Linked DNA regions of Homo sapiens: region 1 is linked to region 2. Evidence: read pairs that join two places in POLR2A ChIA-PET (ENCODE). Cell type or tissue: MCF 10A. All regions are shown on one strand. Links, peaks and the distances in the headings refer to the core of each region. The heading gives the core; the rest is flanking DNA. Region 1 overlaps ANAPC16 (anaphase promoting complex subunit 16). Region 2 has its middle 35 kb from the start of DNAJB12.

Region 1 (10,973 bases), core at 1,723-9,722, 90 kb after region 2:
ATGACTGACAAAAAGGTATAGAGAGGGAGGTACTCTCTTTAAAAAATTGTGAGAGTCTTATTCTTGGTAAGACTAAAATAGCAGCTAAGTGATCAATGAGAAAGGTGCTTCAAAAAGCATTTTTGTTTAATGCTAAGATCACTTCAGTTTCCAAGGTCATATAAAGAAACATCCAATTTAGAGAAAAAATTCTGTAATAAGTTCAAATACCAAAGCGTAAAGATGATGTAACACAGTGCCTATGCTGCATGGTTACACAAATGAAACGAGAAAGGTAGTGATTGCTTCTAAATTCTCACTGAAAATCCAATTTAAAGGTTTATTGCAGTCTAGGTATTTTTAATTTTTCCCTTGGTGATTATCAAGATGGTTGATGCTAATAAGTACTATTAAAAAACTAAAATGCTGTCGAATATGGAACTTCTTTTAGTTAAGAATTATTAATATAGAAAATGTGAGTTGGTGGACTGGTACTTCTTGTGCTCTGATTTTTATTTATTTATTTTCTTCTTTTTTTTGAGACAGTTTCGCTCTTGTTGCTCAGGCTGGAGCACACAGGCACGATCTCCACTCACTGCAACCTCCGCCTCCCGGGTTCAAACGATTCTGCTGCCTCAGCCTCCTGAGTAGCTGGGATTACAGGCGCCCGCCACCACGCCTGGCTAATTTTTTTTGTAGTTTTAGTAGAGACAAGGTTTCACCATGTTGGCCAGGCTGGTCTCGAACTCCCGATCTCAGGCAATCCGCCTGCCTCAGCCTCCCAAAGTGCCGGGATTACAGGCGTGAGCCACCACGCCCGGCTTTATTTTTTTTTTTTTGAGACAGAGTCTCGCTCTGTCACCCAGACTAGAGTGCAATGGTGTGATCTCAGCTCACTGCAACCTCCGCCTCCTGGGTTTAAGCGATTCTCATGCCTCAGCCTCCTGAGTAGCTGGGATTACAAGTGTGTGCCACCACACTGAGCTAATTTTTGTATTTTCAATAGAGACTGAGTTTCACCATGTCGGCCAGACTGGTCTTGAACTCCTGACCTCTAGTGATCCACTCACCTCAGCCTCCCCAGGTGCTGGGATTAAAGGTGGGAGCCACTGTGCCCAGTCTCCAATTTGCTTTAGAGGCAATAATGAGATGAATTATCAGGCAACTGGGATCTATTCCAAGTCCGAGATTTTCTTCTGCCTGGGCTATGTGACCATGAGCAGGTGTTTAACTTCACAGGGCTCAGGCTCTTAACCGACTGAATGAGGTCACCACCTCCCGTCAGGTAGAATGTGTTAAACATTTTGAACTCTTGAGATTAAGGCTAAATGCTACTGGGATTATATTTACTTATAATTAAGCAACTCTAAGCAGATCAGATGCAAGTTATTAATAAGGAACCAGACAAATGTTGTCTAAGGCAAAATTTGCATACAACGTAATAAATGATTATACCAGTTGTTTACTGTGGAAAGTGGGGTCCCATGAAGGAAAACAGCACATCTCTTAGCCTTCCAGGTTTTCCCCTATCATGGTATAAAAACTTACTTGAGGCCAGGCGCGGTGGCTCATGCCTGTAATCCCAGCACTTTGGAGGCCAAGGTTGGGGGGATCTCTTGAGGCCAGGAGTTCAAGACCAACCTGGGCAACATAGCAAGACCATGTCTCTTTAAAAAAAAATTGGCTGGGCAAGGTGGCTCACGCCTGTAATCCCAGCAATTTGGGAGGCTGAGGCAGGTGGATCACCTGAGGTCAGAAGTTCGAGACTAGCCTGGTCAACATGGTGAAACCCCGTCTCTACTAAATATACAAAAAATTAGCTGGGTGTGGTGGCGGGTGCCTGTAATCCCAGCTACTTGGGAGGCTGAGGCAGGAGAATTGCTTGAACCTGGGAGGTGGATGTTGCAGTGAGCAGAGATCGCGCCATTGCGATACAGCCTGGGCAACAAGAGCAAAACTTCGTCTCAAAAAAAAAAAAAAACTACTTAAATATCATTAAGATAAATTTATGTACTCCTATAAAGACAAATATCCCTTAAGTAAAGCCAGTCTACCATTTGTTTAGGAGAGATGGTTTTTAGATTCCCTTCTTCTAAAAAGTAATTTGACCTCTTCACTTCATCCCAAATCCCTGAGATTTTGAAAGGATAATGCCACCAATTTGGAGCTCTTTCAAAGGATTTATTTGCTACAGAATTGCTTGAGTCCACCAATGAGAAGAACTCAGGATTTCTGTGTTTAAAAGGATTTTGCTTACTGCTTTATTTTTACAAGTGCTGCCATATCCAAAAAGCACTTCTTTTTGCCAGCATTTGGCATGTCTATAAGAGGTTAGAAAAAGTCAGAATCTATAGAATTGATGTCTAAAAATAGGAAAAAAAAAAGAATATTTAAAAATTCCTCATTTGGATAGGTCCTGAGTTGAAAACACATTCATCTGCAAAATAACTTTTTTAGGTCAGAATGCTATATTTTTAACCACAGATGCTGACCTTGACCTTGACTGGTAAATATTTCCAGGCACCATATGGATGACAGGACAGACGCCATTCAGTTGGCCAAATCTGATATATGCCCTACTTGGCTTGTGAAAATTTTTGAGTATCTCTTAACCCCAAACCTCCTGGTTCTCTGAAACTGATTGTCTTAATCTGATTCCCAATACTTTTAAAAACAAATAAACAAAACATTCCCTGAAAGATCACACATATAAGTATTTGTTGCCTGTGAATAGATACAGAGAAACCAAGTACAAATGTGCATTAACAATTCAGTGACGTAGCTGTGGATCTCTGGATGGCTATGTAAGCTGTGAGAAAGTCCCCCACTGGCTTTGCACTTGCTGCGCACCAGAGGTGACCATCCAGGCAGTATCAACCTGAAGAGGGGGTGAATCCCAGCAGCTGCTCGATGGGCTTAAACCGCCACTCGTCAGCCTCCAGCTCTTCTACCAAACCAGCTAGTTTTTCCATCCGAGCAACTTGCTGATCTGTAAGGAGTCAAGGAAAGAATATTATGCAACAACGTATTACCCAAGAGACTGCCACCAGCCACCAAGATGATGACTGGTATAAAAATAATTTCTAGGCCGGGTGTGGTGGATCACGCCTATAATCCCAGCACTTTGGGAGGCCGAGGCGGGCGGATCACGAGGTCAAGAGATCGAGACCATCCTGGCCAATATGGTGAAACCCCATCTCTATAAAAATACAAAAAAAATTAGCTGGACGTGGTGGCATGCGCCTGTAGTCCCAGCTACTCGGGAGGCTGAGGCAGGAGAATCGCTTGAACCCTGGAGGCAGAGGTTGCAGTGAGCCGAGATCGTGCCACTGCATTCCAGCCTGGTGACAGAGTGAGAATCCGTCTCAAAAAAAAAAAATTTCTAGATGGATTTTTTTTTCTCCTCAAGATTCTCTCTCTTTTTTTGGGGGGTGGGGTGGGGGTGGGGAATGGAGTCTTGCTTTGTTGCCCAGGCTGCAGTGCAATGGCGCGATCTCGGCTCACTGAAACCTCTGCCTCGTGGGTTCAAGTGATTCTCCCGCCTCAGCCTCCTGAGTAGCTGGGACTACAGGCACCCGCCATCGTGCCCAGCTAAGTTTTTTATTTTTGTAGAGATGGGGTTTCACCATGTTGGCCAGGCTAGTCTCGAACTCCTGACCTCAGGTGATCTGCCTGCCTCAGCCTCCCAAAGTGCTGGGATTACAGACGTGAGCCACTGTGCCCGACCCTCAAAATTCTCATAATGGGGTCTTATTCTATGCTGGTCAGAAGCTTAATTTTTTTTTTTTTTTTTTTTTTTTTTTGAGACAGAGTTTCACCCTTATTGCCCAGGCTGGAGTGCAATGGTGTGATCTCAGCTCACTGCAACCTCTGTCTCCTGGGTCCAAGCGATTCTGCTGCCTCAGCCTCCCGAGTAGCTGGAATTACAGGCATATGCCACCATGCCTGGCTAATTTTGTATTTTTAGTAGAGATGGGGTTTCTCCATGTTGGTCAGGCCAGTCTCGAACTCCCGACCTCAGGTGATCCGCCCGTGTCAGCCTCCCAAATTGTTGGGATTATAGGCATGAGCCACCGTGCCCGGCCTATTTTTTTTTTTTTAAGTTGGAAGTTTCTTCTAATGTTAAAAGAAGAAAGGCTGGGCGCAGTGGCTCATGCCTGTAATCCAAGCACTTTGGGATGCCAAGGCAGGCGGATCACAAGGTCAAGAGATCAAGACCATCCTGGCCAACATGGTGAAACCCCATCTCTACTAAAAATACAAAAATTAGCTGGGCGTGGTGGCGTGCACCTGTAGTCCCAGCTATTTGTGAGGCTGAGGAAGGAGAATCACTTGAACCCAGGAGGCAAAGGTTGCAGTGAGCCGCGATCATGCCATTGCACTCCAGCCCGGGTGACAGTGAGAGACTCCGTCTCAAAAAATAAAAGTCATTTTAAAATAAAATGATCACATTTTCAGGATGTGCCCTATTTTTTTCCAGAGACAGGGTCTCACTCTGTCACCAAGGCTGGAGTATGCCTCCTGGGCTGAAGCGATCGTCCCAACTCAGCCTCCCACGTAGCTGGGACCACAGGCATGCACCACCATTCTCCACTAATTTTTGTATTTTCTTTTTTTAGATATGGGGTTTCACCATGTTGCCCAGGTCAGTCTTGAACTCCTGGGCTCAAGCAGTCTTCCTGCTTCAGCCTCCCAACGTGCTGGGATTAGAGGCATGAGCTACTGCACCCGGCCTGGATGTGCTCTGTTCCTAAAAAAAGTACTCATCCTCTATGCCATAGTGATTTGTGGACTAAAATCCTAGGGTTAGAGGCAATTACAGCTTTTCCCCCTACATAAAGTTTCAATGGAGAAATGGTCTGGAGGGGGAACACAGTTTGTTGATGCAGAAATGAAGGCCTGGTGAGGCCTAATGTAACAGAAAAAGTGTTATCAGGATGTTAGAGTATAGACAGACCAGGAGGTATCGTACAAATACTTGAAGATGATGATGGTAACCAGTGGAGGACAACAGTAAAAGGAGGTTTCAGACAGGAGAGGAAAAAGTAACACAAGAGGAGCAGGAAGCACTGACTCCCTGGAGGACCAACTTTTTTTGTTTTTCAGACAGGGTCTCTGTTGCACAGGCTAGAGTGCAGTGCTGTGATTCCGGCTCATTGCAGCCTCAACCTCCCGGGCTCAAGTGATCTTCCCACCTCAGCCTCCCAAGTAGCTGGGACTACAGGTATGCGCCACCATGCCTGACTAATTTTTTCTTTGTAGAGATGCAGTTTCACCATGTTGGCCAGGCTGGTCTCAAACTCCTGACCTCAAGTGATCCACCCGCCTCAGCCTCCCAAAGTGCTGGGATTACAAACGTGAGCCACTGCACTCGGCCCCAACCTTAAGCCTCAATGTGGACATTATGACTAGATTAAGACCTAGAATGTTCTTTAATTTAGGAAGTCCACTAAAATAGCCTTGCTGAGTTTGGGGATTTTTGTCACAGCCTCATCCACCCCCTAGCAAATTTATTCTCACAGTCAAGTACGCAACACTCATGTGCTTACCATGTTTCACCTGTTTAAGCGTGGATGCCACTTGATAGCTAAAAACAGATTCGCAGAGGAATCTCTCAGAGCCATCTACAAACAAAAGGAGAAAAGGTTTTAATCTGCTCTAAAGGTTTTATGGCTTCTGATAAACCAAGTAAACTTGTCTATTCTTTTCCCTGCTTGTACATTCAGGGTCTAGTTCTCAGTGTTTACAAAGACGGGTTCTGCTTCATTTAGAACTAAGACTGTTATAAAAGCTATTTATTCTATACCTAGAATATTAAAATAGTCCCTCTACTTAAGAGTTTAAAAATAGTGTTTAAAAAAACAAAAACAAGAAACCTCCGTCTGATGTCCTGGTCAACACTTCCCTCCTCCCAACCTGAGAGTTCCTTAATGTTCTCCTGTATGTCAAGCAAACACTGGCAGCTGACACATTTGGCCTTGTGGCTGGCTCCTGTAGTGTCAAAATATAAAGGTTCACCAAAACTCCAAATCATTTTCAGTCTAAAAAACAAAGCTGAGGAAAAAATTGTTGATTTTTAATATATCAAATTACATCACTCTGACAATCACAGAACACTGCTGGGAAATTTCATTCTGTGAACGCAAACTGTAACCTTGATTTTCCAACTGAACCAAAACACTGCAATTTGGATGACGATAAGAGTATGGTGCAAGTTCAGAACCTAGAATTGTACTGGTGCCAAGAACTGCCAACAAGAAGTGGCCAACTCAGTTGCCACAGCACTTGGAAGATGATCATGAAACATAAGCTAGTTCATGTTATTCCTTGTCAGGCAAGGGCTGATACAGCAAAACATATTCTCAAAAATTTACAGCTCACGTAGAAACATTTGATTTTTAAAAAGGTAGCAGAAACCATTTGGGGGATGTACCTTATTGCGAAAATCCTAAAACAAACGGGGAGAGAGGACACAGCTGTCCTTTTTCAGGCAGTACTTCACGTTAGCACTACTAGGCCTCAAGCATTCACCCATCAATCATGGGTTGTTGTGTTGGCCAGGTATTACATGGCAAGCAGACAGGACTAACACATTCTGGCCTCATGCTGAGTTTCACACAAAGGAAACCTTATTTCAGAAGTCACAATAACCAATTAAAAAAAAAAACAACTATAGATACTGTATCCAAAGAGCTTGAATATATAACCAAGAGGGCATCCTTCCAATATCATCTTCAAAGTGATCAAAAAAAAAAAAAAAAGAGAAAAAGAAAAAAATGAAAGTATAATTATTGGGATGTATACTTTTTGTATTCTTCAGAGACAGTGTTACATTCTGTAAATTCAAACTCAGTCTCAAAAAAAAAAGGGGTTTGAATGTCAGCAGTCATTATCCTATTCATATTCTTGCTTAAAAAGTCCAATTATAACTCATATTTTATTTTAGAAAGAGGAAAGCATAGACAATTAGAGTTTACCTCCCAGATGGTTTGATCCTGAACTTTAGGATTACACACAAGGCAGTGGGAATTATAGGCTATAAGGATCAGGCCAAGATGTATATGGAAGCTCCTGAAAGTGCCACCTCTCACTTGCATTTAATCACAGGCACCATTAGGATAAAATAGTTAAGTTGTGATATTTGCATATTTTCCTTGGTAATGAACTTCAAAGCAAAAGGATATAAGCTAAACTTTCAAAAAGGAACCTCTGCATTTCACTCCACCACACTATATGCCTGTGGAACACACTTTTGCTGATTTGCAGCTCCCTATTAACGTCCAAGTCCAATTGCTTCTTAGCCACATCCTATTAGATGTGGTATCAGTACCAGTCTAAAGCCTGGAATTGCTCCAGAACGGAGTCAGCTGGGGGCAATCTCTTCCATTTAGAAACTGTAATCAAACCCTTTGTAACACAGCAGGTAGCAATACATCAGCTTTCCTTGTCAGGGACAAGCACAGGTCATAAACAGGGAAAAGTTTAGTAAATTACCCAAATCTAACACCATAGCCAACTCCAATAAATAAGGATGGTAACAAATACATTAAAAAGAATATTACCTCACAGTAGGCAATTAGACAATGCCAGATAATTTATACTTCAGTGGCTACAATGTCTCTAAAATACAGCCACTGATGGGCTGGAAGGCAGTTTCTAATGTGCTCAGTAATAACTGGGTGAGGACAATTTTGGCCAAGGGCAGGAGAATGCTGCAAACTGCTGTATGCTGCTTATGTGAGGTGTCTGTTATCAGAGAGCAGAGGCACAAAAAAGTTAATTCACAAGGTTAACTACAGGTGATTTGGGTTTACTATCCTAGACTCACAAGGATGTAACATCAAGTTGAACCTTTTGAGATTAAAAACAGCATCCATCCTTGATTCCTAACTGCTTTTGTTCCTTACTCTTGACAGGCAACCCTTCCTGCTCTATTTTCATATCCTTTTTTTTTTTTTTTAAACCAAGTCTCGCTCTGTCGCCCAGGCTGGGGGGCAGTGGCATGATCTCGGCTCACTGCAACCTCCGCCTCCTGGGTTCAAGCAATTCTCTCAGCCTCCTGAGTAGCTGGGACTATAGGCACACACCACGATGCCTTTTTTTTTTTTTTTTTGTATTTTTAGTAGAGGTGGGGTTTCACCATATTGGTCAGGCTGGTCTCGAACTCCTGACCTCAGGTGATCCGCCCACCTCGGCCTCCCAAAGTGCTGGGATTACAGGCGTGAGGCACCGTGCCCGGCCTCTATTTTCATATTCTATTAAACTATTATTGGTCAGGTACATGTGTGTTAGATTTATTGTATAATAGAATAGTATCACCTATAAACATGGTAGAAAATGCTTCCAAATCCAACATCCTTACATTTCAGAGTACTCTTCTCAATTTAATATTCTTGATTTGACCAAGAATATTAAATGGGTTTAGGGGTTGCCATCTCTACATTATTTTTCAGTCTTTAAGTGTAATACTCTTTATATTCTTAAGATTTTAGATTTTTAAAGATTATCTTAATCTTTTTAAGATTTAAGATTATTGGTAAAACTTGAAATGTAAGAAACACAATCAAAACTGTGCACTGTGTATTTATACTTAATATAAATGTATCCTACAACAGAAACACAACACATTTCTCCATGAAGCATATTGAGATGGAATAAAAATGGATAGATCTATAACTCGTTAGAACATCAACATTCAGACTAATCTCAGAAGCCTTTCTTCTTCAATATCTCCACATAATTTGATGTATACTGACAAAGAATGCTGATAGCTTTGAGACTGTGGAGGTACCTCCTGTATTAAATTCCTCTTATAGCTAGAATTTAAATGACTTTAATCTTAGAGCTCCATTGTTGAATATGGATTCTTCTGCTGCTATAAAACTCATTAAGCAATTTAAGTGTCTCCCATTTTTGATTTGTTTTGTGGGAAACTTCCTTAATACTAGGTCTTTGCTGCATATAAATGAAGTCATAATATAGTTTTAGCACCAAATATGGTAACAGGGCCCCAATTGTTCACTACTTCTAACCAGACTCAGTGATACTAACTTGAGTATTTAGTTAACACAATTAAAGAAAATAAAAAGGCAAAGAGAGAAGTACATGTATCACTAATTACATATGCTACCTGGTCATCTACCTCACCACTAGTCATAACCCAAACCAATCCTAGGGAGCTCTATGGTCCCAGAGTCCCCCCGTGGTTTCCTGTCACAAATGATTTTGGGCTTAACCCGTAACTCTTTTTATTATTTCTGATTATTCATCACCCCCAAGGCCAACTATAGTTTGTATCTTTTCTTTTCTTTTTTTTTTTTTGAGACAAGGTCTCCATCACCCAGGCTCGAATGCAGTGATGCGATCACAGCTCACTGCAGCCTCCACCTCCCAGGCTCAGGTGAACCTCCCACCTCACCTTCCTAAGTAGCTGGGACTACAGCCACGTGCCACCACACCCAGCTAATTTTCTATTTTTTCTAGAGACAGGATTTCGTCATGTTGCCCAGGCTGGTCTCAAACTCCTGGGTTCAAGCAATCTGCCTGCCTCAGCCTCCCAAAGTGCTGGGATTACAGGTGTGAGTCACTATGCCTGGCCTATAGTTTGTATCTTTCTCACAGATATTCCTAGATTAGTTTTAAAATATAGTTGTGTAAATTTGAAATATTAAGGCCAGGTGCGGTGGTTCATGCCTGTAATCATAGCACTTTGGGAGGCTGAGGTGGGCAGATCATTTGAGGTCAGGAGTTCAAGCTCAGCCTGGGCAACATGGCGAAACCCTGCCTCTATTAAAAATATTAAAAAAATTAGCCAGGTGTGGTGGTGGGCACCTGTAATCCCAGCTGCTTGGGAGGCTGGGGCAGGAGAATCACTTGAACCCGGGAGGCAGAGGTTGTAGTGAGCCAAGATCGAGCCACTGCACTACAGCCTGGGCAACAGAGCGAGACTCTGTCTCAAAAAAAAAAAAAAATTGCAACACTTAAAGGAAAAAAGATCAATATATAATTAAGCACTAAAATACTAGAATCAAGTAAATTTTGAATCCTTAATAGGTTATTCCCCAAAGCTTTTTTTTTGCTTTTTTTTTTTGAGACAGAGTCTTGCTCTGTCACCAGCCTGGAGTACAGTGGCATGATATCTGCTCACCGCAACCTCTGCCTCCCAGATTCAAGTGATTCTCCTGCCTCAGCCTCCTGAGTAGCTGGACTACAGGCATGCGCCACCACATCCAGCTAATTTTTTTGTATTTTTAGTAGAGACGGGGTTTCACCATGTTAGCCAAGATGGTCTCAATCTCCTGACCTTGTGATCTGCCTGCCTTGGCCTCCAGAAGTGCTGGGATTACAGGCGTGAGTTACTGCGCCTGGCCTCCCAGTGCTTTTTAAAAATTTATTATTACTATTTTTTGAGACAGAGTCTCATTCTGTCACCCAGGCTGGAGTGCCATGGCATGATCATGGCTCAATGCAACCTTGAACTCCTGGGCTCAAACAATCCTCATGCCTTGGCTTCCCAAAATGCTGAAATTTTAGGTTTGAGCCACCACTCCTGGTCCCAATGTTTTTCAAAATATGGAAGACTGCCTTCATGAGAAGGGCCTGGATGCTGGTAAAAAATGGACTCCTGAGCTACACCCTAGACTAATTCAGAAACTCTAAGGTGGGCCCAGAAATATGCATTTTATTTATTTATTTATATATATTTTTGAGACAGAGTCTTGCTCTGTCACCCAGGCTGGAGTGCAGTGGCACAATATTGGCTCACTAAAACCTCTGCCTTCTGGGTTCAAGTGATTCTCCTGCCTCAGCCTCCCGATTAGCTGGGATTACAGACATCGCCACCATGCCCAGCTAGTTTTTGTATTTTTAGTAGAGATGGGGTTTCACCATGTTGGGCAGGCTGGTCTCGAACTCCTGACCTCAGGTGATCCACCCGCCTTGGCCTCCCAAAGTGCTAGAATTACAGGCATGAGCTACAGTGCCTGGCCAGAAAT
Region 2 (10,973 bases), core at 1,051-9,050:
GGGGAAATGGGTAGCCCTACTCCTCAGCCTGGAAAAGGACGCCCCAGACCCCCAGCAGAAGAAGGAAAGTCCCCCTCCTCTCCGCCTCCCTCATCGACTCCTGCCTCTTTCTGTTGCTGGTGTCTGCAGGTGCCAGCACCCCCGGAGTAAGCCAGGGAAAACCTGGGCCTGGGCCAGGGCCCCAGACTGTGGCTCCAGGAAAGGACCTGGGCTCCTGTCCAGGCACCCAGCCCTGCATCCACAGGGGTATCAGTAACCAGCCTCCTAAGACCCCTGAGCCCCTCCCTTGTCTGCCAGTGGGAGTCACACCTTCCTGCATGCTGTTGGGGACTGAACATCCTACACACACCTGGAAGTGCCCCACAGGGTTGGCCATTGCATAGAAAGTTTTGGCCCGGTCCCTTCCCTGAGAAGGGACAAGGGACCTGTGGCCCTACTGAACTCTGCATAACAGACCTCACTGTCAGCAGAAACCAGCGATTAAGAATTTGAAGATTTTGGCCGGGCTCGGTGACTCACGCCTGTAATCCCAGCACTTTGGCAGGCCGAGGCGGGTGGATCGCCTGAGGTCAGGAGTTCAAGACCAGCCTGGCCAACATGGCGAAACCCCATCTCTACTAAAAATACAAAAAAAAAAAAAAAAAAAAAAAAAATTAGCCAGGCGTGGTGGTGGGCGCCTGTAATCTCAGCTACTTGGGAGGCTGAGGCAGGAGAATTGCTTGAACCCAGGAGGCAGAGGTTGCAGTGAGCCAAGATTGTGCCACTGCACTCCAGCCTGGGCGACAGAGCAAGACTCTGTCTCAAAAAATAATAAGGAAGGAAGGAAAGAAAGAGAGAAAGAATTTGAAGATTTCAGCACGGAATGGATAGTACCAGAACATGCTGGGCTTGGGGTCTAATTACTGGGCTGCCTGGAGAAGGCAACAAGGACAACATCCTTGTCCTGAAGGCATAAATCACAGAGTGTTAGAGGCGGCAGGCTGTGAAGACGGGTTCTCAAACTGTGTCCCCAGAGCCCTGGGCCCCCAGGGGTGTGGGGTAAGAGTGGGAGGGCCCCCGGGGCTCCAGCCCACCCGTCTCAGTCACCCGCTGTTATCTCTTGTTTAGTGCAGGTGGAATTGTGACTGAAGAAGGGGTTCCATGGCCAAAATAAATATTTAAAAAACAGACCCCTAATCTACCCCCACGATCTCACCACTGAGGAAATCGAGCCCCAGAAAAGAGAAGTGACTTGCCAAGGTCGCCCAGCTCAGCGGTGTCGGAGCTGCTGCCTGGGACACAGACCATCCCCCCGCCCCAACCCTGGGCTGTGGACCGTGGATGAGGAGGACAAAGGTGGGCCGGGGGTGCAGGCTGTCCCCAGCAAGGTCTGGGCCTCAGCCACGGCTCCCCTGACCTAACCCCCTAGGGCAGGCCTCAGGGCCAGGAGCTGGGTTGTCCCTGAAGGCAGCCCCAGACCCTGATCTAGGAGGGCAGCGGAGTCCTCTGTCCACTTCTCTGAGCAGCCGAGAGTTCTCCAGGTTGTCACCCTGGCGAGGCCTCTCCAAGTAACCAACAAGCCCTGCCAGCCTGCCAGTTAGCCATCGCCACACTGTCTCCCATTCCTCCTTGCAAGTACCCGACAGTCTGCAGACCTGGGGCCAAGCTTACCTGAGGCACATCCTGGGCTCCTGTCATTATTTCCTGCTGTTCCTGGTTGCCTCCCCCTGCCCTGCCCTATGTGGGTAGGTGCCCTTCCTCTCCCAGCCCCAGCCTCTGCTAACCTGTCCACCCAACCCCATGTTGACAGGCCCCTATCCTCCCTGGCCAAAGTGGCTCACAGGTCTTCCAGCCTGCCCCGGGGCTCTGGGTTCTCACACAGCCCAGCCCAGCCTCTTTCCAGTTGAGATGGACAAGGTGATGCCCTGACCTGAGAGAGCAAGCTGGCCAGGGGCTGGGTCCTGCGGCCCTGACTAGGTGAGACTCCGTCAGGAAACCAAAACAAGCTCCCCACACCTGCCCTCTCGCTAGGATATACCTTGCAATGCAGCACCAGGGTGGCCAACCGTCCTGACTTGCCTAGGACTCTCCTGGTGAGCACTGAGAGTCCCGAGTCCCCAGAAACCCCTCAGATCTGGGCATTCTGGGACAGCTGGCCACTCCACTGGGACACACATCCCAAGGGTCATCACACCTTTCCTGTCCCCACTGAACCAGGTATTTTTTCTTTCCATAACACTGGTCACTCACAAAGACAGGGTGGGGCCACAGGCAGTCCCCTTCGCCTGTCTGGCTCCCTCAGACTGGGCTGAGGCCGGCCACAGGCCCACAGTGCAGTCCGAGGCCTGATGAGGTCTGCTGAGTTGAGCAGAGGCTCCACAGTCCATCAGAGACCCAGGCCTGTTAGGTCCTGTGAGATGGAGAATGGAGGAGCCCAAGAAAGGCCCTGGGCTCCATCCCAGCCCTGTGTTGTCCCCAGGTTGGGGCAGGCCTGAGGTGATCCCAGGAAGGCAACCCCAGCGTAGGAACCAGGCCTGCCCGGGGCCCACTGAGGCTGCCTCTACCTGTCTGGGCTTGAGGTGAGTCACTTCCTCCCTCAGCTGGTATGTGATGGGGAGGGGAGGGTTGGGGAGGGGACAGCATCTAAAAATAGCAGGGCCTAGACTGGTGGAAGATGCCCGAAGAGCTTCCCCTTGGACCAGGGAGGACCTGGCTTCCCATGGAACCGCCATCAGCCACAGCCCCCACCAGGCCCTGCGTTAGGCCAGGGAGGGAGATGGCCAAGACCTCCCCCACCCTTGCTTCTCAGGCTCAGAGCCCCCTTGAAGGCTGAGTCTCAGGAGCAGCGCCGGATGGGGTAGGAGCTTGGAGAGAGAAGGCCTCCAGCAGACAGTACTCGTTCATTCCCCTCCCTGTGCACGCACACAGATGCACGCACACAGAGACACAGGCACGTACCCTCGCCCAGCCCGGCTTCATGAGTCATCTCCCTCATGCCAGGACTCATCTCCCTGGTCAGCAGGGTGGACTGAGGACCCACTGTGTGCTTGAGCCACACCCTGGAAGACAAGGAAGCCATGCTCATGACCGTCCCTGGCCTCGGGGACTCCACATCATAAGAGGCCACTCAGGAAAGAGGAGAACACCCAGGGCAAAAGCAAGAGGCAGGCAGGGGGTGTGTGGTGGATGAGCTGGAGTCCGGAAGACCTGGTTTCAAATCCTGGCACTCACCCTTTCTAGCCATGTGACCAGACAAGCTATTTGACTTCTCCTGCCTCCGCTTCCATCTATATAATGGATGCCACGTATGGCCCTCGTCATATGTCAAATACAATCATGCATATAAAGTCCCCAAGCAAACAGAGCTCTTGCCATCAAAGCTTATGGTATCAGGCTAGAAACCTTGGGGGCGGGGGCACTTTGAATATGTCAGTAGACCTTTCTATCCCAAGGACTTACTGTGACATTCCACCTGGCCCCACCTGTGATAGGGAAAGGGGGAGGGGAGGGGAGGGAGAGGAGCTGCCGCTCACAACAGTGCTGGCCTCTACTGTGAACACTTGATATCGTTCTCATTTTCCCCCAGCCTCACAACAGCTTTACAAAGTAGGCATCGCTATCCCCATTTCACAAGTGGAAAAATGGAGACCCAAAAACATTCAATCACCTGCCCAAGGTCATGCAGCTGGCCTGGGGCAGACGCCAGACTGGGGCCCAGATCTGAGTGTGATCTCCTTGTGCACTGTGGGATGAGGCGGGGTCTGTCATGCCTGGGGTCGGCTGAGGGTGCAGGGGTCTCTGACTCTTTTGGGAGGAGCCCCTAGAACCCCCTGCCTGAGGTGACTATGGAATATGCTGAGCCTTTGGCCAGGGCTGCCTTCCTCCTGTCTGGTCCCACCTCCCCCACCCGGACCCCCCCGGCCAGCCCTCAGACCCCTCCCAGAAACACGGAAGGGCTCCACTCCCTCTGGGAGTTACCACCTTCACTTCCAACTTCAGCTAGGTGAGGGAGGTACTGCAACCCCTGAGTGACAGAAAAGGCAGCCGGATCAGAGGGGTCAGGAACCTGCTGTCATGCTCGCAGAGCTGGGGAAGCAGAGCCTGGACAGAGCCCCAGCTGCTCAGACTCCTAAGCTGCCAGTCTGGATCCCACACCCCGGCTGTCGGGTAGGGTTGGGGACTTCTCTGCTCCCCCTGCTCCTCACGCTTCCCGGAGCCATCCCTGTTTGTACCGGCTGGGGTTACATGCAAAGTGCAAGCCTTGCATCAGCCAGATGGGCCCCGCTCTAGTAAGAGCTGCTTTCTGCCTCTCTGCGCCTTCCCCACCGTTATCTGACTCATCCCCTGACAGTCCCAGGAGACTAGAGAGAAGCCAGGCCTCTTATCCCTATTGCACAGATGGAGGGACTGAGAGAGGAAGTGACCTACTCCAGTGACTCAGGGCAGCAACCCAGGCTGAGGAGGCCACAGGTGTAGCTGGTGTGGCCTGGGGAAAGTTCCCGGGTGCCACACAGCCAGATAAGCAGTTTTTAATGCCTCACAGCAGGCACAAATATCAACCGATGTGTGTCAAATGAACGAAGGAATATTGCAGGCCCTGGGTGAAAGATGAGGGGTGATATTGAGGAAAAAATAAATATGATACAGGGAAGGAAAAAAGAAGCCGGAAACCCAGACATGCCCCAGTTGCAGCCTGTGAGCCCAGCTGGCTTTGTAGCTCCCAGTTCCCTTCTCTTTAAGAATCTTCATGGCTATCACTTACTGGGTGAGTGCTAGTGACTCTGATATAACACTTTGTAGCCTTTTTTTTTTTTTTTTGAGACCAGGTCTCACACTGTCGCACAGGCTGGAGTGCAGTGGCGTGATCTTGGCTCACTGCAGCCTTGACTTCCTGGGCTCAAGGGATCCTCCCACCTTGGCCTCCCAAAGTGCTGGTATTACAGGAGTGAGCCACCACACCCGCCCCTATAGCCTCTATCTTATTTCATCCTGACAACAACCCAGTGATGCTATCATCCTCCCCATTTAACAGATGAGTTATCTGAGGCTCAGAGAGGTTACACAGTTCTTGCTCCAGCCGGCACGGGACCACATTCCAGGGGCTGACTTGCAACTGCTCTCCAAACCCGGCAGGGCAGATGTGCCCCTGCGCGTGCGATACCCACGTGGGGCTGCCCAGGTGTGTCTGCGGGTTGGCACCAGCTCCTGGTATCTGTCAGAGCAGTGAGGGGGTGGTGCGACAGGAGCGGAACCGAACGCCAGTGGCCGGGATGGATAATGAGCCAGGGCGCCTGGGCTGCAAGGGGGCTTGGGCACGCGGGCCTACCCGTGTGCGCAGGCCCTGGGCGCCCCCCGCACCGGGCGCCCTCCCCGAAACCCAGCCACGACTGCGGAACTGGGGGCGGGGCCAATGCTGGAGGCAGGGCCCGCCGGCGCCGGGCTCCCACCCCCCAGCGCCCGCTGACAACCCGCGGCGCGTTGCCAGCGATTGCCCCATCAGGCCGCATCCGCTTTCGCAGCCCTGCACGTTGTGCACACAGCGCGCCGGCCTGGGCGGGGCTGCTTGTCCCCGGCCCCCTGCCCCCCACCCGCGGCCCTCGCCCGGCTGCCTTCTGCCCCGGCTGAGACCCGGGCCAGACTGAGTCCCTAGCGGCCCATTACCCCGCCGGGCTCGTCCCAGACACCTTTGATGGCTGCCCTTTGCCCCGTCTGGTCTGAGCGGACAAACGAGGGAAATTGAGTAAGCCAGCTCAGCAAGACAGGAAACTCCTGGCCGCTTTGTTACTCATGATTTTCAGCAACTTGGGGAGTGGGGGGCAGGGGAGGGGAGTCCTAGGGGAATTTCTGTAGTTCAAGAAGTTTGGGGGCTCCAGGACTGGGAGTGCCCTCGGGGAGGTCTACCTCCCGGGGCAGGTCTATTTCCCAGGCCAGGTACCGTAGTTGGCACTAGTAAGTAAGTGCTCCACAAATTCGTGTTAACATGCATTTTCAAGAATGCAATTTATTTAATTTTCAAGTCTTCAGTCCCAGCTACTCCGTAGGCTGAGGCGGGAGGACCCCTTTAGCCCAGGAGGTCAAGGCTGCAGTGAGCTACGATCTTGCCACTGCATTCCAGCCTGGGTGACATAGCTAGACTGGTCTCAAAAAAAAAAAAAAAAAAAGGCATTTTCTCACCTACCTGCTTTGAGTGCCTGCCAGAAAGAATCTCCAGGTGAAAGGGGACAGGTTTAGGGCTGGAGCTGAAGGCTGGCATTTGGGGTTTGAGGTTCTGCGTTTGGCATTGGTTTGCTGTTTCACTTGGGCAAATCTCTTGGCCTCTCTGGGCTGCGTTTCTGTAGGGAATCAGTAATAAGGCAACCTGTCTGGCTCTAAGGCTCAGAGGCACGGGGCAGGCTTTGAATTTCCAGCAAGCAGGAGAAAGAGCCTTTGATTTGAAGCAGAGATTTCCTCTTGAACATTAATATTCTGGGCTTTTCCAGGCTGGAGCTTTAGAACCGCTGTTACTAAACTAAGTGACATGAGTAGCCCCCCGTTGCTTACAGAATTTCTTGGCTTGGCATTTGGGGTTTTCTCACGTTGATTCTACCCTGCCTGTATGGCTTAACCCCCAACTACACCCCTACACTGTAATTAGGAAGAGCCTCAGACTTCCCCACACACCCCACACAATGTTCAGACTTCTGTGCCCTCACTCATGCTGTTCCTTCTGCCCGGAATGCTTTTCCCTACACTCTTCAAATGATTGGCTCTTTCTCATATTGATCCCCACATAAATGTTACTTGAGTAGAGATCCTGTTATTAACTCTCAGAGCTTCCTGTTTTCTCTCTTTAGCTCTTACTGCAGTTCAGAATTCGAAGTTGCTTTCTCCACCGGGCTGAAAGGTCGATGAGGGAGAGATCATGTCTGTTTTCCTCATCTCCACATACCCAGCACTTACCAAGGTGCCTGGCATACACTAAGAGATCAATAAATATATATGGAAAGGGGCCGGGCGCAGTGGCTTATGCCTGTAATCCCAGCACTTTGGGAGGTCGAGGCAGGCAGATCACCTGAGGTCAGGAGTTGGAGACTAGCCTGGCCAACGTGGTGAAACCCTGTCTCTACTAAAAATACAAAAATTAGCCGGTTGTGGTGACACGTGCCTGTAATCCCAGCTACTTGGGAGACTGAGGCAGGAGAATAGCTTGAATCCGGGAGGCGGAGGTTGCAGTGAGCCGAGATCATGCCATTGCACTCCAGCCTGGATGACGAGCAAAACTCCATCTCAAAAAATAATAATAATAAAGGCCAGGCACGGTGGCTCACACCTGTAATCCCAGCACTTTGGGAGGCCAAAGAGGGTGGATCACAAGGTCAGGAGATTGAGAGCATTCTGGCCAACATGATGAAACCCCGTCTCTACTAAAAATACAAAAATTAGCCAGGTGTGGTGGCGCATGCCTGTAATCCCAGCTACTCAGGAGGCTGAGGCAGGAGAATCTCTTGAACTCAGGAGGCGGAGGTTGCAGTGAGCCGAGATCACATCATTGCACTCCAGCCCAGGCAACAGAGTGAGACTCCATCTCAAAAAATAATAATAATAATAATTAAATAAATAAATAAATATGGAAAGGAGGAAAGAATGAATGATTGATTAGCAAAACATGAAAACATTTTCTAAAAAGATGGGTGGGCATGCATGTATGTAAATAAAGACATAGTTATGTCTGTAAACATAAGAAAAAGTCAAGACAGTATACAACAACCTAATTCCCCGCAAGGAGTAAGATGCAGATTTCTGATGGTTTATTGTATATTCAAGTCTTGCTTAAAGGTCATCTATTCTGTAGGTCTCTGGTCCTGCCTGTGTGCTGTGCTATATCTGAGCATGCTGCCAGGCACCCTGAAGCCAGGCCTGATGCTCCCTCCTGATCCAGTCCTAATGATCCTGCCTGAGGCCAGGCAGAGGGACAGATGGCAGCAGCCCCTCGTGTGCCTGAGTTTGTCCACTGGTGCAGGTGAAAGCAGAGATGGTAAGGACAATGACAGTGCAGGACTGACACCAGGCCACCCATCCCCACCCAGCAGGTGCCATCGCCGCACGTGGCCTTGGGCTATCAGCAGAGCTTCAATGTGACAGGAAGCCTGGCCTCCTGCAAGGCTGGGCCCAGCTGGCTCACTTCCAGGTTCAAGACAGAGCCTCGGCTGTGGGAGGCACAACAGGCAGCTTTTCACTGCTCTCGGGGTGCCTAGGTGAGGGGCAACCTTTTTTTCTTTTTTTTGAGATGGAGTCTCATTCTGTCACCCAGGCTAGAGTGCCATGGCGCAATCTCGGCTCACTGCAGCCTCCACCTTCCAGGTTCAAGCGATTCTCCCACCTCGGCCTCCCAAGTAGCTGGGATTACAGGCAAGCACCACCATGCCCAGCTAATTTTTGTATTTTTAATAGAGATGGGGTTTCACCAGGTTAGCCAGATTGGTCTTGAACTCCTGACCTCAGGTGATCCGCCTGCCTTGGCGTCCCAAAGTGCTGGGATTATAGGGGTGAGCCACTGCGCCTGGTCCTCCAGGAACAACCTTGTGTGAACAAAAATCCTCTTGCCCATTCTGTGTCCCACAGCAGCTCCCGTGAGACCTGGAACAACACGGTTCAGACCAACTGGGCCAGAGGAGAGGAAGGAAGAGTGGCAGAGGGCTCAGGGTCAGATGTCTGAGCTTCTGTTCCCATGGGTGCCTCTCATTATGCTTGTCAGGAAGCAGAAGAGAGTGCAACCTTTGACCTCATCTGAACTAACCCATCTCACCCTGGTTTCTCTTCCCTGACTGTCTCCGAACCTGTTACCCCACTTGGAAAATCAGGGGGTAGTGCAGGGGTGAACCCTCCATTCTGGAATCACCCAGCCTCCAGTGGTTTCAGGTCCACACCCACCAGTTGTGTGACACTGGACAACTGGCTTTGCTCCTGCTCTGCCTCAGTTTCCCCAAAAAATTAGTTAATGCATGGAAAGTGTTTAGAAGAGATCCTCATAGACAGTAAGTGTGTCTGTTCCCTGTAGTGTCAGCTACTAACTGTATGGCTAGGAAAATAACAGTAACTCCCTCATCAGCTGTGCTGAGGATTCCATCAGATCATGTATGTAAAGTGGTTGGCATAAGCACACTTAGTGTTCAGTGTTTACTTGTCTTACTAAAGATCACAAAATGGGGCTACAGATCTTGGTCCCTGAAATGCTGGGGCATGAGCACGGTAGCTGCTGGGGGCTTCCTGGGAAAGGAACACAGGCCTTCCATGTCCCTGGGAGCCACATTGGTCTGATGGTGTTACTGAGTGTTGTGTTGCTGAACTGTCTGCTTAGTCACCTGCCTGCTACCTCAAACACATTTAAACCAACTCCTTCTGGACTGGCTTTCCCAATATACTATCCTGGCACTGTCACAGGCCTAGAGCACTGGGCAAAGTGTCAGACCTGCTGCAAAATACAGTTGGAACTTTATCTGACCCTTGGCTCCTGTCCCAAGCAGAAATATATTGGCAGGAACTTGCAGCAAAGCTGAAGCAAGCCTGGGAGCTGGAGGAGGAAGGTGGCCTGGGATGGCCAACCACATACTCCCCCCACGCCCTCCATCCTTGTTGGCCCCCCTTTTTATTTATACAGTGTTGCTAATTAATGCCATTCTTAGTTATGAAGCCGTGTTACAAACCTAGGGCTTAACTGTGAGCCCTGGATTTGTAGAGAAGGGATGGAAAGAGGGGAAAGAGAACCATTCCCCAAAAACTCAGGGAAGTACACTGCAGAGATTTCCTCTTTCTTCCCTCAGTGTCATTTGGAGCCGACTTTCTGGAGGCCAGGACAATCTTTTGCACAGTGGTGCTGTCCGGAACTCCCCCGAAAGAGCCCATGACAATGGCAGCAGGGACAGCCATGCCAGATTGGAACTTGGCCAGCTATGGAGGGGAGAATGTCTCAGCCTGGGTGTCTCCACCCCAAACCAAGGCCAAGGGCAAAGGCAAACCTCTCTTCCCTCCCGGTTCCATTTGGCAACTCCTGCAGGGAGGTCCCAGGCAAGTCTAGGAGGTCCCAGGCCAGTCTTAACAGGTCTTCCTGCAGGTACTCCTGGAAGGCCATTGTCTTAGAATAAAAGGAATTCCAGGGGCACCTCACCACAAGCACACGTTTGAGCATTCAAAAGAGCTCGAGCTCGTGAGTGAAAGGAAATGAGGAAAAAGAAACAATGTGGCATGACCAGAAAGAGTTCTACATGTTAAGTTGCTTTTTCTTGCTTTCTTTTTTTTTTTTTTTGAGACGGAATTTCGCTCTTGTTGACAAGGCTGGAGTGCAGAGGCGTGATCTGTGCTCACTGCAACCTCCCCTTTCCTGGTTCAAGTGATTCTCCTGCCTCAGCCTCCCAAGTAGCTGGGATTACAGGCGACCACCACCACGCTCGGCTAATTTTTGTATTTTTAGTAGAGACAGGGTTTACCATGTTGGCCAGGCTGGTCTTGAACTCCTGACCTCAGGTGATCCACCCACTTCGGCCTCCTTAAGTGTTGGGATTATAGGCGTGAGCCACTGCGCCCGGCCAAATTGCATTTTCTTTTTTCGTTTTTTCTTAGAGACAGAGTCTCACTGTGTCACCAGGCTGGAATACACTGGTGTGATCAGAGCTCACTGCAGCCTTGATCTCTCACGCTTAAGCGATCCTCCTGCCTCAGCCTCCCTAGTAGCTGGGACTACAGGCATGTGCCACCATGCTCAGCTGATTGATTGATTGATTGATTGATTGAGACAGGGTCTCGGTCTATCGCCCAGGCTGGAGTGCAGTGGCACAGTCTCGCTTGCTGCAACCTTCGCTTCCTGGGCTCAAGTGATCCTCCCACTTCAGCCTCCCAAGTAGATGGGACTACAGGCACTCACCATCATGCTCAGTTAATTTTTAAATCTTTTGTAGAGACGGGGTCTCCCTATATTGCCCAGGGTGGTCTCAAACTCCTGGGCTCAAGTGATTCTCCTG

Evidence for each region. Peaks named below come from ENCODE experiments on the same cell type or tissue, not always from the same donor. Only the 100,000 strongest peaks of a DNase experiment are listed, where the experiment ranks them.
Region 1: POLR2A ChIA-PET joins it to region 2 with 25 read pairs; 24 of 35 experiments call an interaction of 5 or more read pairs at or near these places.

What each region holds. Positions count from the first base shown.
Region 1 is chr10:72,224,996-72,235,968 of GRCh38, reverse strand. ANAPC16 (anaphase promoting complex subunit 16) reads right to left here. Exons shown (of 4, transcript NM_173473.4): 3 at 5,529-5,603; 4 at 109-2,968. The coding sequence ends at 2,853. Among named protein-coding and RNA genes, the nearest start is that of ASCC1, 14 kb to the right of the region's middle. In MCF 10A, for the core only: no CTCF peak of the experiment used is centred there; DNase peaks (open chromatin) are centred at 3,008 and 6,208.
Region 2 is chr10:72,314,259-72,325,231 of GRCh38, reverse strand. No RefSeq gene overlaps it. Among named protein-coding and RNA genes, the nearest start is that of DNAJB12, 35 kb to the left of the region's middle. RefSeq lists enhancers at 2,353-2,402, 2,365-3,564, 3,998-4,417, 4,167-4,461, 6,098-6,147 and 1 more and silencers at 2,407-2,701, 5,188-5,747. In MCF 10A, for the core only: no CTCF peak of the experiment used is centred there; DNase peaks (open chromatin) are centred at 2,951, 4,311, 5,141, 5,451 and 1 weaker place.